Regions from separate parts of the Homo sapiens genome. Here regions 1, 3 and 4 are each linked to region 2. A link is a contact called in ENCODE Hi-C or POLR2A ChIA-PET data. All regions are on one chromosome and are shown on one strand. The core of a region is the stretch at or near the end of the contact, and the rest is flanking DNA. Distances in the headings are between cores, read along the strand shown.

Evidence for each region. A loop is a pair of places that touch in the nucleus more often than their neighbours do. ChIA-PET counts read pairs that join two places held with the same protein, here RNA polymerase II (POLR2A). Pooled maps may share reads with other maps.
Region 1: a loop to region 2 is called in a pooled map, with 4 times the contacts of the local background. The contact joins two enhancer-like sites. A Hi-C loop is called at or near these places in 7 of 37 single-sample maps with no recorded cell type and 2 of 50 pooled maps.
Region 3: a map with no recorded cell type shows a loop between it and region 2 (11-fold over the local background). The contact joins two enhancer-like sites. A Hi-C loop is called at or near these places in 11 of 37 single-sample maps with no recorded cell type and 5 of 50 pooled maps.
Region 4: a loop to region 2 is called in a map with no recorded cell type, with 5 times the contacts of the local background. The contact joins the promoter of CCDC110 here to the enhancer-like site in region 2. A Hi-C loop is called at or near these places in 1 of 37 single-sample maps with no recorded cell type and 2 of 50 pooled maps. POLR2A ChIA-PET finds 5 or more read pairs at or near these places in 1 of 52 experiments (OCI-LY7).

The regions. Positions count from the first base shown.
Region 1 is chr4:185,344,059-185,346,758 of GRCh38, reverse strand. SNX25 (sorting nexin 25) reads right to left here. Exons shown (of 19, transcript NM_001378034.2): 13 at 109-222. Among named protein-coding and RNA genes, the nearest start is that of LRP2BP, 51 kb to the left of the region's middle. Within about 2 kb of position 1,403, at least 3 of the 41 ENCODE cell types and tissues checked have a DNase peak (open chromatin) inside an H3K27ac peak, as active enhancers do.
Region 2 is chr4:184,281,155-184,284,081 of GRCh38, reverse strand. All of the region lies in intron 1 of LOC105377582 (a long non-coding RNA gene), which reads left to right. Among named protein-coding and RNA genes, the nearest start is that of MYL12BP2, 32 kb to the left of the region's middle. RefSeq lists enhancers at 287-406, 547-806, 1,207-1,256, 2,207-2,356, 2,377-2,446 and 2 more. Within about 2 kb of position 1,566, at least 15 of the 41 ENCODE cell types and tissues checked have a DNase peak (open chromatin) inside an H3K27ac peak, as active enhancers do; they include OCI-LY7, where a contact is called at or near this core.
Region 3 is chr4:185,304,703-185,307,517 of GRCh38, reverse strand. All of the region lies in intron 6 of SNX25 (sorting nexin 25), which reads right to left. Among named protein-coding and RNA genes, the nearest start is that of LRP2BP, 90 kb to the left of the region's middle. RefSeq lists a silencer at 1,029-1,323 and enhancers at 847-1,347, 1,433-1,492, 2,528-2,717. Within about 2 kb of position 1,422, at least 11 of the 41 ENCODE cell types and tissues checked have a DNase peak (open chromatin) inside an H3K27ac peak, as active enhancers do.
Region 4 is chr4:185,470,232-185,473,181 of GRCh38, reverse strand. It overlaps CCDC110 (coiled-coil domain containing 110), which reads left to right and starts at 1,449. Exons shown (of 7, transcript NM_152775.4): 1 at 1,449-1,508; 2 at 2,133-2,237. The coding sequence starts at 1,499. LOC105377590 (a long non-coding RNA gene) reads right to left here and starts at 1,751. Exons shown (of 2, transcript NR_133944.1): 1 at 1,422-1,751; 2 at 919-1,067. RefSeq lists a silencer at 1,235-1,864.

The sequences.
Region 1 (2,700 bases), core at 154-2,653, 1.1 Mb before region 2:
CATGGCTTGTGAGAACAAAAAGCAAACTACCAAGCTCGTAGAATGATGACAGTTTAACCCTAAATAACTAATTTTTTCTCTCATATCCCACATTTTTCACTTGCTTACCTGTAAAAACTTATTTAATTGATTCTTCGACTTTTCCATAAACTTTTGATCTATAGATTTGAAAGGCAGCTTGCTAAGAGAAGGCAACTGGACTTTTTTTAAAGAAGGGACGCACTGTGGGGGGAAAAAATGAAATGTTAGTATTTTGAAATTACATTTTAATCTTAAAAAAGATTTAGAATAACAATTAGAACAAAACAAATATCCTCCTCCTGTACTTGTTCCTCTGAGGTGAAAACCTACCCATCTTAATGAGGCTCGAAGAATTGGGAGGAACGGAAACTTTGATGGAAAAAACTAAAGCACATCCCCAAACCTACAGATCCCCGGGAGCTGGGAAGTCACAAGGCCAGGCTGGTACGAGGGATCTGCACACCACGCAGGGTGGCACATGATGTGACAAATGGAAACCTGGCTCACAGAAAGTTTTTCAACTAGAAGGTGTTGTGTTTTTAACATCTCTGTAAAAAGCTAAAGTTAACAATAGAAAATGGCCGGGCGTGGTGGCTCACGCCTGTAATCCCAACACTTTGGGAGGCCAAGGAAGCTGGATCACATGAGGTCAGGAGTTCAAGACCAGCCTGATCAACATGGTGAAACCCTGCCTCTACTAAAAATACAAAAAATTAGCCTGGCGTGATGGCACATGCTTGTAATCCCAGCTACTGGGGAGGCTGAGGCAGGAGAATCGTTTGAACCCAGGAGGTGGAGGCTGCAGTGAGCTGATGTTGCACCACTGCACTTGGGCCTGGGAGACAGAGTGAGACCCAGTCAAAAAAAAATAAAAAGAAAAGAAAACAATGGGAACAAAGAAAACTTGGGTTGTAGCTCTATTACTGCATTTCTTTCCTTTTTTTTTTTGAAACAGGGTCTCAGTCTGCCACCCAGGCTGAGTGCAGTGGCGTGATCATGGCTCATGGCAGCCTTGATCTCCCAGGCTCAAGCGATTCTCCCACTTCAGCCTCCCAAGTAGCTGGGACTACAAGCATGCACCACCATGCCTGGCTAATTTTTAAATTTTTTGTAGAGGCGAAGTCTATGTTGTCCAGGCCAGTCTCAAACTCCTGGATACAAGCGATCCTCCTGCCTCAGCCTCCCAAAGTGCTGGAATTACAGGCATGAGTCACCACTCCTGGCCTTATTACTGCCTCTCAGTGGCAAACTGTAGATTGTAAGTATATTAACAAAATATATTCATAGTACGAAGAGCGCACCCTTTGTGGATTAAGTCCTCCCTTCTACCAGACACTGTGCTAGAAGCATAGCATGTGTTATTTCATGCTTACAACAGCTCTGTGAAATTTCAGAGAAATGAAACAGGCAGTGAGAGTTGGAAGGGAAGACTAAAATCACTAAGTACCCAAAAAGGTACTTCCTGTCACAGCTGTCGACAGGAAGGGTTCTCACAACAGGAAAACTCACACCGTAGGAAAGGGCAGGGGTAAGAGAATAGCCCAGCCATCAGTCCACAGACGAGGAAAGATGACAAAGAGGACGGGCATGGACTTTCATGTTTGTTTCTTTTAATGCTTCCATCTAATTGTTTTGATTGTCTAAGTAAATTCTACCTTCCAAAGACATTTCATTTCAAAATTTTCCCTCAACTCTTTTTCCTCCTGTTTTGATACAAACTTTGGTTTCACAATAGTTTTTCCACAGAGAAAACAACACATTTTTCTGTAGTATCAATTTTACTCAACAACTCTGGGGAAAATTCATTGTTATACTGAGACAAATTTTTGCTTTCCACAGTGCTAAGGTGACCAAAGGCCATCTGAGAAATGTAGCATGCATGACATTCAGTTTGGGTCACTATCCTTAAAAAGCAGTTGAAGAAATTATAGTATGTAGTGATGAAAACAGGTTAAAAAATCACTCTGGAGACAAGGTTAAAGAAAAGAGACACATTTCATTCATAGAAGAGGAGTCTGAGAGGTGCCCATGAGGTTTTGTAAAGGAGCAGCGTGGCTTCAAACCGTGTTTTCAAACTTTGTTTTCCTTCCTCCTTCCTCCTTAATCTCAAGATGTAACTTTGAGACAGGCTGCGTATGTGTTTCCTTTCATTCTGAAATACAGCCTGGGCATCTGCTGTGAACCTCCACTCCCTTTCTTTCCCCATCCCGTGCTCCCATGCTTTATGCACACTGATTTACCCACATGCTTGTTAAGCGCACACCACGCTCCTTATCTGGTCATCTATTTCCTTAGAAGCTTCAAGGGCCAGATCCTGATACGGACCAGACACCTCTGGCCACAGTGGCGCCGGATGCTTCACCAGATGGAACAATAATTCAAGACGAGCCATCAGGGCAGATCACACCATCTGACACTCCCTAGACCTGCTGCCTCTTCTGCATTCCAAACCCTCTCTTTAAAATCCCCTGGGTTCCCTCCACAGTTGAAGGCTGGAAATTTTTATTTTTATTTTTTGGAATGGAATCCTGCTCTGTTGCCAAGGCTGGAGTGGAGTGATATGATCCTGACTCACTGCAACCTCCGCCTCCCAGGTTCAAGTGATTCTTTTGCCTCAGCCTCTTGAGAAACTGAGACTACAAGCGTGCACCACCACACCCAACTAATTTTTTGTATTTT
Region 2 (2,927 bases), core at 317-2,816:
GAAGGTCACTCACGGGTAAGCTCAGCATGGCTGTGACGGGTCTGGGTCCGGTGATGCTCAGCTTGGGAGACTCCAGAGAACCCGCACGTGGGGCCTAGTGCCCGCAGACACCCGTGGGGTCGGGGGTACTGTTTGCTCTCCAAGCCACCAGCCAGGTTGTGCACAACGCCAGGACAACTCTTCAGGGCTGAGACACGTGGCTTCCCTGGGCCCAGCACCTGGGCAGCACGTTCCGTGTGTATGCCCTGAAATCACACCAACGCATGCAGCCAACCCCGAGACTCAACCCCAAGGCCAGGACACGGGGCCAGTCCTGGAGCAGCACAACGGGGTGCCCAGCTGTGACCCTGCCTACCCGGAACCCTGAGTCTGGTGGCACTGGAGGCTCAGCATCACAATGATCCTTTCTTGTGTTACCAAAAAAAAAAAAAAAAAAAGTTTAACAAATACAGGCCATTGTTCTTACTTTTTAAAAAAAGGACTGACTGCTTAGGGGACTGCAGCCATTTAGCCCTGCCTGACCTCCAAGAGTGAAGGGGCAGAGTCCCCACCTGTCACCATCTGCAGGACAGCCATGCGCCGCTGCACTCTCTTTGGCTGAGAACCTCCAGCATTGGTTATAGGCCCCACTGTGGACCCAAAGTGAAACTCTGAAAATAGAAATAAAGCAGCTCATGCTCCAGCAAACAAATACTATGATTTCTGTCTACTGAAAGAAATGAGTAATCAACCTCTCAAAAGTCAGAATTCAACTACAGCATGTTCACAAAACCACTCACACTGCCCCCAGATGGGCACAGATGTTGACTCTGCATCTGTTCTAATTTTCCTCATGAACCTGTGCCCACTGGGGTAACAGGAAAAACAAACTGAACTGTGTTTAGCATGAGCTGGTAAACTTAGTCTGTTTGCAATGATAGAAACTACTCCAGCTTAAAACAAACACTCAGCCCCTTAGCAGAGACGTGCAGATGTTCGGATTTGATTGCCCTCTCCGGCTCCATGGCAAGGTGAGGCCTGTGCTCTGGATAGAGTGACCATCACAAATCATCTTCCAAGACGGGCACTTTTTTTTCATTTTTAGAAACAAGTGCCTGGTTTAGAATGCAATGCGTGTAAAAATAATGCAGTGCTGTCCGTGTCCCCAAACCATCCTCAGGTAACCGTGGTTAGCAGTGTCCTTCCAAATATGCTCCCTGCATAGAGGAACCTTGCACACATAGGTGAGCTTTTTCTCATTATTACTTGGAATTACAGCATGCATCTTATTCTATAATATTTATTTTTTAACCACTCAGGTCAGATCAATCCGAGATGTGTTTGAGAGAGAAAGAGGGCACTATTAATAATTATGCCAGTAGAGCAGGTGATGTTTGTTCACCCTAGTTAGAGAGGAGAGGTGTGGCTTAGGAAAACTCATGGCAGAGCAGACAGTGAGGCCCAGTTTGTATCCTGTATTGACATGCCAGTCTGTGCAACAAAGCGGCTGGGTTGGGCCGCTTCCTGCACTGTTGCCCTCTGAGGTGTGACTGGCCTCCTCTGGCCTTTTGGGGTGATGCACTGCAGACCACGGTGGAGTCTGAGGACCCGGAAAGTGTTTTCTGGTTTTGATGACTGATTCACACTAAGGCTTGTTTGAAGCCGTCTGAGATCTCTGTGTGCCAAGGCATCTCAGTATGGCTGTGTGCCCTTCATGTGGCTCGGGGAAACTGTCAGGACTCCAGGGTGCGACATGCAGGCCCCTGCACCCTACAGCCCCGCCTTGGGTTTAACTGTCATCCACTTGCACTGTTTTGGGTGTGGTGCTGAGCTGGAATTCTCTGGGACCAGAAACTTCCCCTTCCTCTGCCCAGAAAAGTGGACAATCAAGGTTCCCAGGCTCACTGATCTGGGTATTTCTAAAGCCTCTCTCTTCCTGCTTGAGAGCTGTTTCTGTCCTCAGAGAAGGGATAAACTGAAATCCCAGATTTTGTCATCCTTGATCTCCCTCTCTTTCCCTTCCTCCTGCAACCTCTCAGTTCCAGAAAATGCAGGCTGTCCATTTCCTCCAAGTCAGAACCTCCTGCTAAGGATGCCACTGAAGGACTGGAGGGATTTTTCTAAACTGATCCGGGCCTATGATGTGGGTCATCTAATTTGGTTTTTGACCTACTAAGAAAACCAGAAAACCCTCTCAATAGCAATCTGCTTTCCAGCTGATTATCTTACTACAGACATAAACAGAAATTCAACGTGATGGTCAGCGTTGAGCAGAGATGCCACGGTGTTGGTGGGTACTGCTTTTCCCCTGAAGCGCTCCACTCCAGTCTGTCAAAGGGCAGCAAGCCTCCAGTAGTTACAGAAATGGTAACATTGCCAAGATCTGCTTCATCCTTTGGCTGTTGAACGGGTGGCTTATGGCCCCTGAGCTCACGACAAGGAAAGAGAGAAAGAAAAGTGAAAAAGAGGGCCCCCACCACCTACCTACCTGCTGCTGTTCCAGCTCATCAAAAACAAAAGTCTAAAACAGTGGCTGGAAAGTACCTTGCATGATCCCTTCACAGAAACAATAGAGAGGAGCAGCTGCACAGGGACCACGGGACACCAGGCAGACATTCTCCCATTGCTTCTCCTGCCTTTAGCATCCTTTTATCTTGCTTCTCCCATAATCCAAGCATCAGATCCCATTTCCCTCTGAATTCTCCTACTTCTCCCAGCACTTTATAAAACCGAGTCCTGTCCCCAGAGCCCCAGGTCAGTGCTCCCGGCACACCCAGCAGGAAACAGCAGGGTGGGGGCCAGGCAGTGGGTGGAAGGGGCACAGGAGTGGGAGAAGGCAGGCCTGGGGCTGAATCTCGGTGCAAATGCGTGAACTGCAACAATTTATTTATTCCGAGTCTCAGTTTCCTTATTTGTAAAATAAGAATATTATCATCTACTTAATGGGC
Region 3 (2,815 bases), core at 173-2,672, 1.0 Mb before region 2:
TGAGGTAAAGGGGCAAGTGTGGAATCTCTCATGCAAAGAGAGCTCAGCAGGACTGCCAGGAATGCTCAGGGCCCAGAGGACCGCTAGAGAAACAGAATGCTCCTCCCTAGGCATGGGAACTACATATCTGGACAGGTGAGAGCACACTCTCTGGAGGTGAGTCAGCACATACCTCGCTTAGATATGAAACTACCAATGATAAAAGAGCATTTGTGTTTTGTCTCTTGGTTCCCACGAGTGCAGTCTAAGTAATGGTTTGCACATCCTCCCAGCTGGAGACCTCCATCCGGTTCCCTAGGATGGTCATTACCCATCTCAGGTCCCAATTAGTCAAATGTATAACATAGCACTCAGGGAGGCTGCAAAATTAGCTGAAAAAACTTAGACACAGCACCATAATACGTTTTTATCAGAAGCAGCTTTTCCGGTACTTAACACAAAGGGCCACAGGCAGGCCTCAGGTCAATACATGGACTTGTTCAAGATGATCTGTCAGGTATTATCAGACATCTTTTCATCCCATTTTCATTTACTTCAATAATGGTTTCTGAACTTGTGTTATACTTGGCCAACAGTCAGGACCTGCCTAAAGAACTCACTAATTTAGCATTTATCTCAACAGGAAAAAAATAGTATTTCAGAGACTCCTTTGTGGGAGGATGAAGGTAAATGTAGTTTGCCCCAAAATTAGTCTATTGCAAACTAAGATGTTTTGTGAGTGTACCTAAGGAAATGCAAGCTTGGAAGACCTAATTTTTCAAGAAAACTTTTACTTTTAAAATATATATCCTTAAACTTCATAGTTTGTGTATAATGTTTAAGTTAATCTAAAAATTCTGGGACTAAAGTTGCCTCTTATTTATAAAACAAACCTAGACCTCAATTTTAATTTGGGGTTAAAACATGTTAATAAAGAGAGAGAAATATAGGAGAAAACTGACACCCATTTACCAACCATTACATTCTTTTTACCCAAAGAGAGCTTAAAACGCCTTTCTAAAAGGACAAAACCTAGAAGAAAATTCCAAAGAGAAGTAAGAAAGAGAATAACCCTTCCCTAAAACCCAGCTGCAAGGCTGGGAAGAATGTTTTGGTGCTCCGCTTAAATGTGGCTTGCTCACGTGAATGCGTTCTGTTTGATAATGGGCCATACAATGCCATTGTCTGATCACAAAGCTTGTTGCTAACAAATGCAACAGCAGCTTGTTGCTTAGATGGTTCTGTTTATTTTTGCCTCAGAAAGCGAATGCCACATTCAGAGCTAAATGACTAACGTGGAGCTCATGCATCCCATGCTGCTGGCATGCAAAAATCCTTGTAAATCCAGTGATGCAGATGAATACATTTCTTTGTGGCCTTAAAACCCATTCATCCAAGAAATATTCACATCAAGAAAAGTATAGGCGAGTGGGTGTGTGACAACACCCCGTGACCCAGCTCATGCCAGAGTTATGTGGCTGTTTCTCTATAGAGTGTTAAGTAGTAACACTGTGCATTGTTAGAAACTGGGTTAATCACACAACATTTAATCTAGCTTTAAAAAGAAGTGGCCAGTGAAACACCGGATGGCAGTGTGTCTTTAAACTGGTGCCAAGATGAACACACACATGATGTTAGGTTAGTGCAAAAGTAATCACGGGTTTCGCCATTACTTTTAATGGCAAAAAAAGTGATTACTTTCGCACTAACCTATAATATTCCAAAGCAATTAGTTCAAATATTTACTGTTTTTCCGTCTAGATAGTCTAGGTTCTACTGAGATCAGAGCAAAAGGAAATGGGTGAATTTGGGTTCATTTGGTGAAAAAGACATTTATATTAGACATTAGGTAAACCCTTTTGGCTACAAAGACATTACAACAGACTTACGAATAACATCACAGAAATGCTTTTCGCTATAAATCCCCTGCCCATGATATAATTCTTCCTTAAGCAAGTGAAGTGGCTTGCAGTAAAACAAAAACAGCAACATCTAACGACAACTGTTAGATGCTATTTCTAATGAGGCAGCAGAGAGCAAAGTAACTTAAAGTGCAAACTCATGACTCCAGAAATAGTACAACTGGATTAAAATGGCACCACTGTGCTTTTCAGGTATAAAAAAAGAAAAACACCAACAGTAGAATATTTTCCTTCCCTCATAACATGCTATCATGTTCCAGGGCATATCATAATGGCAGCATCCTCAGCAGACTCACTGAGGGATTTAATGGATAATACAGGGCAGGGTTTCTCAACCTCAGCACTACTGACATTTTGGACAGGGTAGTTCTCAGCTGTGGGGGGCTGTCCTGTGTACTGCAGGATGTTTAGCAGCATGCCTAGCCTCTACCACTAGATGCCAGTAGCATCCCTTCCCCCAAAGACGACAACCAAAAATGTCTCCAGACTATTGTCACATGTCCCCTGGGGAGCAAAACTGCCACCTCCTACCCTCCACCTGGCCCCACTTAGCAGTGCTGATACAGAGGTACAACCTGCTCCTCTAACAAGAAGGTTAGAGCAAACAGAGGACAAGGCCGCACCCTCCTTCCCCTTCCCTCACTCCTCAACATGGGCTCTCTTCTCTCCTCTGCCCAGGATGCTCAGGTCTTCTCGTGAAATGCAGGCAATCGACATATGGAATAGAGACTTCCTCCCTAGAAAATGCTGGTTCTCCAATCAACTGTATGTGCACTGACAGACTAACCAGCTGTTGAATCTTTCTTGTATATTCAAATAAAAGTTTTAGGCTGGATGTGGTGGCTCATGCCTGTAATACCAGCACTGTGCAGGGCTGAAGTGGGAGGATGGCTTGAGGCCAGGAGTTTAAAACC
Region 4 (2,950 bases), core at 200-2,699, 1.2 Mb before region 2:
TCTTCTAGAGCCCATTTTTTTCTTTCTTTCTTTCTTTTTTTTTTTTTTTTTTTTGAGACAGAGTGTCGCTCTGTGGCCCAGGCTGGAGTGCAGTTGCACTATGTCGACTCACTGCAGCCTCTGCCTCCTGGGTTCAAGTGATTCTCCTGCCTCAGCCTCCCGAGTAGCTGGGATTACGAATGTACTCCACCATACCTGGCTAATTTTGGTATTTTTAGTAGAGACAAGGTTTCACCATGTTGGTCAGGCTGGTCTCGGACTCCTGACCTCAGGTGATCCACCCGCCTCGGCCTCCCAAAGTGCTGGGATTACAGGTGTGAGCCATCATGCCGGACCTAGAGCCCATTTCTTTTCTTTTTTTTTTTTTTGTTTGTTTTTTTTTGTTTTTTTGAGACGGAGTCTGGCTCTGTTGCCCAGGCTGGAGCACAGTGGCGCCATCTCGGCTCACTGCAACCTCCGCCTCCTGGGTTCAAGCGATTCTCCTGCCTCAGCCTCCTGAGTAGCTGAGATTACAGGCGCGTGCACTAGAGCCCATTTCTATAAGAAACAAATTAGAGGAAGTAAGCACTGAAACTATCATAAGAAGTTTCATTTCAATGAAAGCAAGCCATCATGTATTACTTATTATATATTATATGTTATTATATAGCAAATTATGATATCCTGGTGATTGTGATTTTGAATTTTAATTTTCTATGTGTGATGGTTTACTACAAAATAAATAATATATACTCGTTTAAAACTTTAAAGAGCACCATTTTCTGATGGGCAGGAGGATTAGCTGGGGGCACGCACCCAGTCCTTGGTTAAAGGAGGTCAGGTTTCCCGTGAACGCAACATCAATCCTGCACGTGATACACCAGGTGCGTAAAAATTAACATGCTTAGACAAAGGAAGCCCACCGTCGCTTCCCACAGCTTTCATGAGCATATTTTAATACATGTTTAGGTTAATTCATTATTGAAAAATAGGAGTCTTCTTTTCATTGCAGCAAACAAAAGTCCTTTCACAATATTGGTCATGGGCCGTTCAAATCCCCAAATGCTGAAACTCCTCTGAGGGATGCGCTGAAATGAGAGGACTAAGAATTAAAAAAAAAAAACAACAGCGATGAAGTGGAGATGTGGAAAGGCAAAGGGAAAGCTCTCAGGCGTGTGTCCGTCCCCGGGCGGTCCCTTTCTCCGCACCGCTTTGGTCCGGCGGGTACCGCAGCGAGTCCGAGTGTGAGCAAGCCCGTCCCGGACAGCCGCGCGCGTGTGCGGGGAGGCGCCCAGGTGGGCTGTCCCAGGCCAGGTTCCCAGGGAAGCTCTCGGGGAAGCGTCCGGAGTGAGGAGGGACCCACCGGGACCCCACCAGGGACCCCAGCCGAGCGCGCGCCGCCGAGGGTGGGGGTGGGGCCGGCGCCCCGGCCACCCGGTTACCTGGCGACAGGATGCCCTGCGCGGGGCGGCGGAGCGGGTGCGTGCGGCGGCGGTTGCGAGAGAGATGAGCCGCGGCGATGAGCCCGGGTAAGAGTTGGACGGGGCGGGGCTCCTAGGGGAGCCGCGGGAACGGAGGGCAGCAGAAGGGCATTCAGCAGGCGGCTCCCCGCTCGAAAACCCGGGACATCCCGGGTCCGCCCTTCTGCACTCGCCGCACATCTCCCGCTCGGCCCTAGGGCTGAGCACCCGCTGCGGCCCCCTGCGTCCGCTGTGGCTTACAGGCTGGCTACGTGGTCTGCCGCCGCCGCCCGCCCAGCGCGCCCTCGGGTGGCCGCTTGCGGAAAGCGCCGCGCCCCGCCCCAGGCCCGGCCTGATGCCGTCCCTCCGCCCCATCCCTCCGCCCCGCCCCAGCCTTCAGCCTTGACCCCGCCCCATTCCTCTGCCCCCACAGGTCCCGCCCAGTCTCTCCGCCCCATCCCATCCCTGCGCCCCGCCCCAGCCTTCAAACCCGCCCCCTCCTAATTCCCTCCGCCCCGCCCTCCCCGCCCTCCCCGCCCCCCCGCCCCAGCCTTCAGCCCCGCCCCCTCCTAATTCCCTCCGCCCCGCCCCAGCCGTTAGCCCTGCCCCGCCCCATCCCTCTGCCCCGCCCCCACCTTCAGCCCCGCCACGCCACGACCCGCGACAGAACAGCCCCGGACGGTTCTGTTACAGAAAAGCAGCACCGGGAAGAGGATGAAGTTGACTCCGTTCTCCTTTCAGCGTCCAAGATCCTAAATTCTTCGGAGGGGGTGAAGGAAAGTGGCTGCAGTGACACAGGTAAAATCGCCAGACCGTAAAAGGCTCCTTTAACTATACACAGGCGGCAGCATCTGGCCTGTGCCACCTGCTCACCTGGCGTGCTTCCCACGGCCGTGATGACACGGACAGCAGCCACCACGGCACTCGCGCTTTGTGCCAGTGCTGTTCTAAGCACGTAATGGATCAACTGTTTAATTCTCACAACACTTTTACGAGGTGGGTGCTACCACGATCCCCATTTTGCAGATAAGGAAACGGGCACAGAGAGGTTAACTCCCTAAGGTCACACAGGCAGCGAGGAATGGAGCGGGCATTCAGCAGGGCGGCTCCGGACTGCCTGTCTTCACCACCACGCTACGCTCCGTTGCTTCTCTGAATGCTAAGTAAGAATTGTTGAGTTTTTTGGACACACACTAAAACGATATGCAGTCAGCCCTCGGTATCTGGGAGTTCCGCATCCTTGGATTCAACCAACCACAGATGGAAAATATTCAGGGGGGAAAATTTTTAAAAATAACAGTACCACAATTTTTAAATGCAAATTTTGAACAGTATAACAGCCATTTACATAGCATTTACATTGTATAAGGTATTACAAGTAATCGAGAGATGATTTAAAGTATACAGCAGGATACACATAGAAGCTATGCAAATACTACCCCATTTTGTATTAGGGACTTGGGCATCTGCAGATTTTGCTATCCGCAGAGGCTCTGGAACCAATCCCCTGT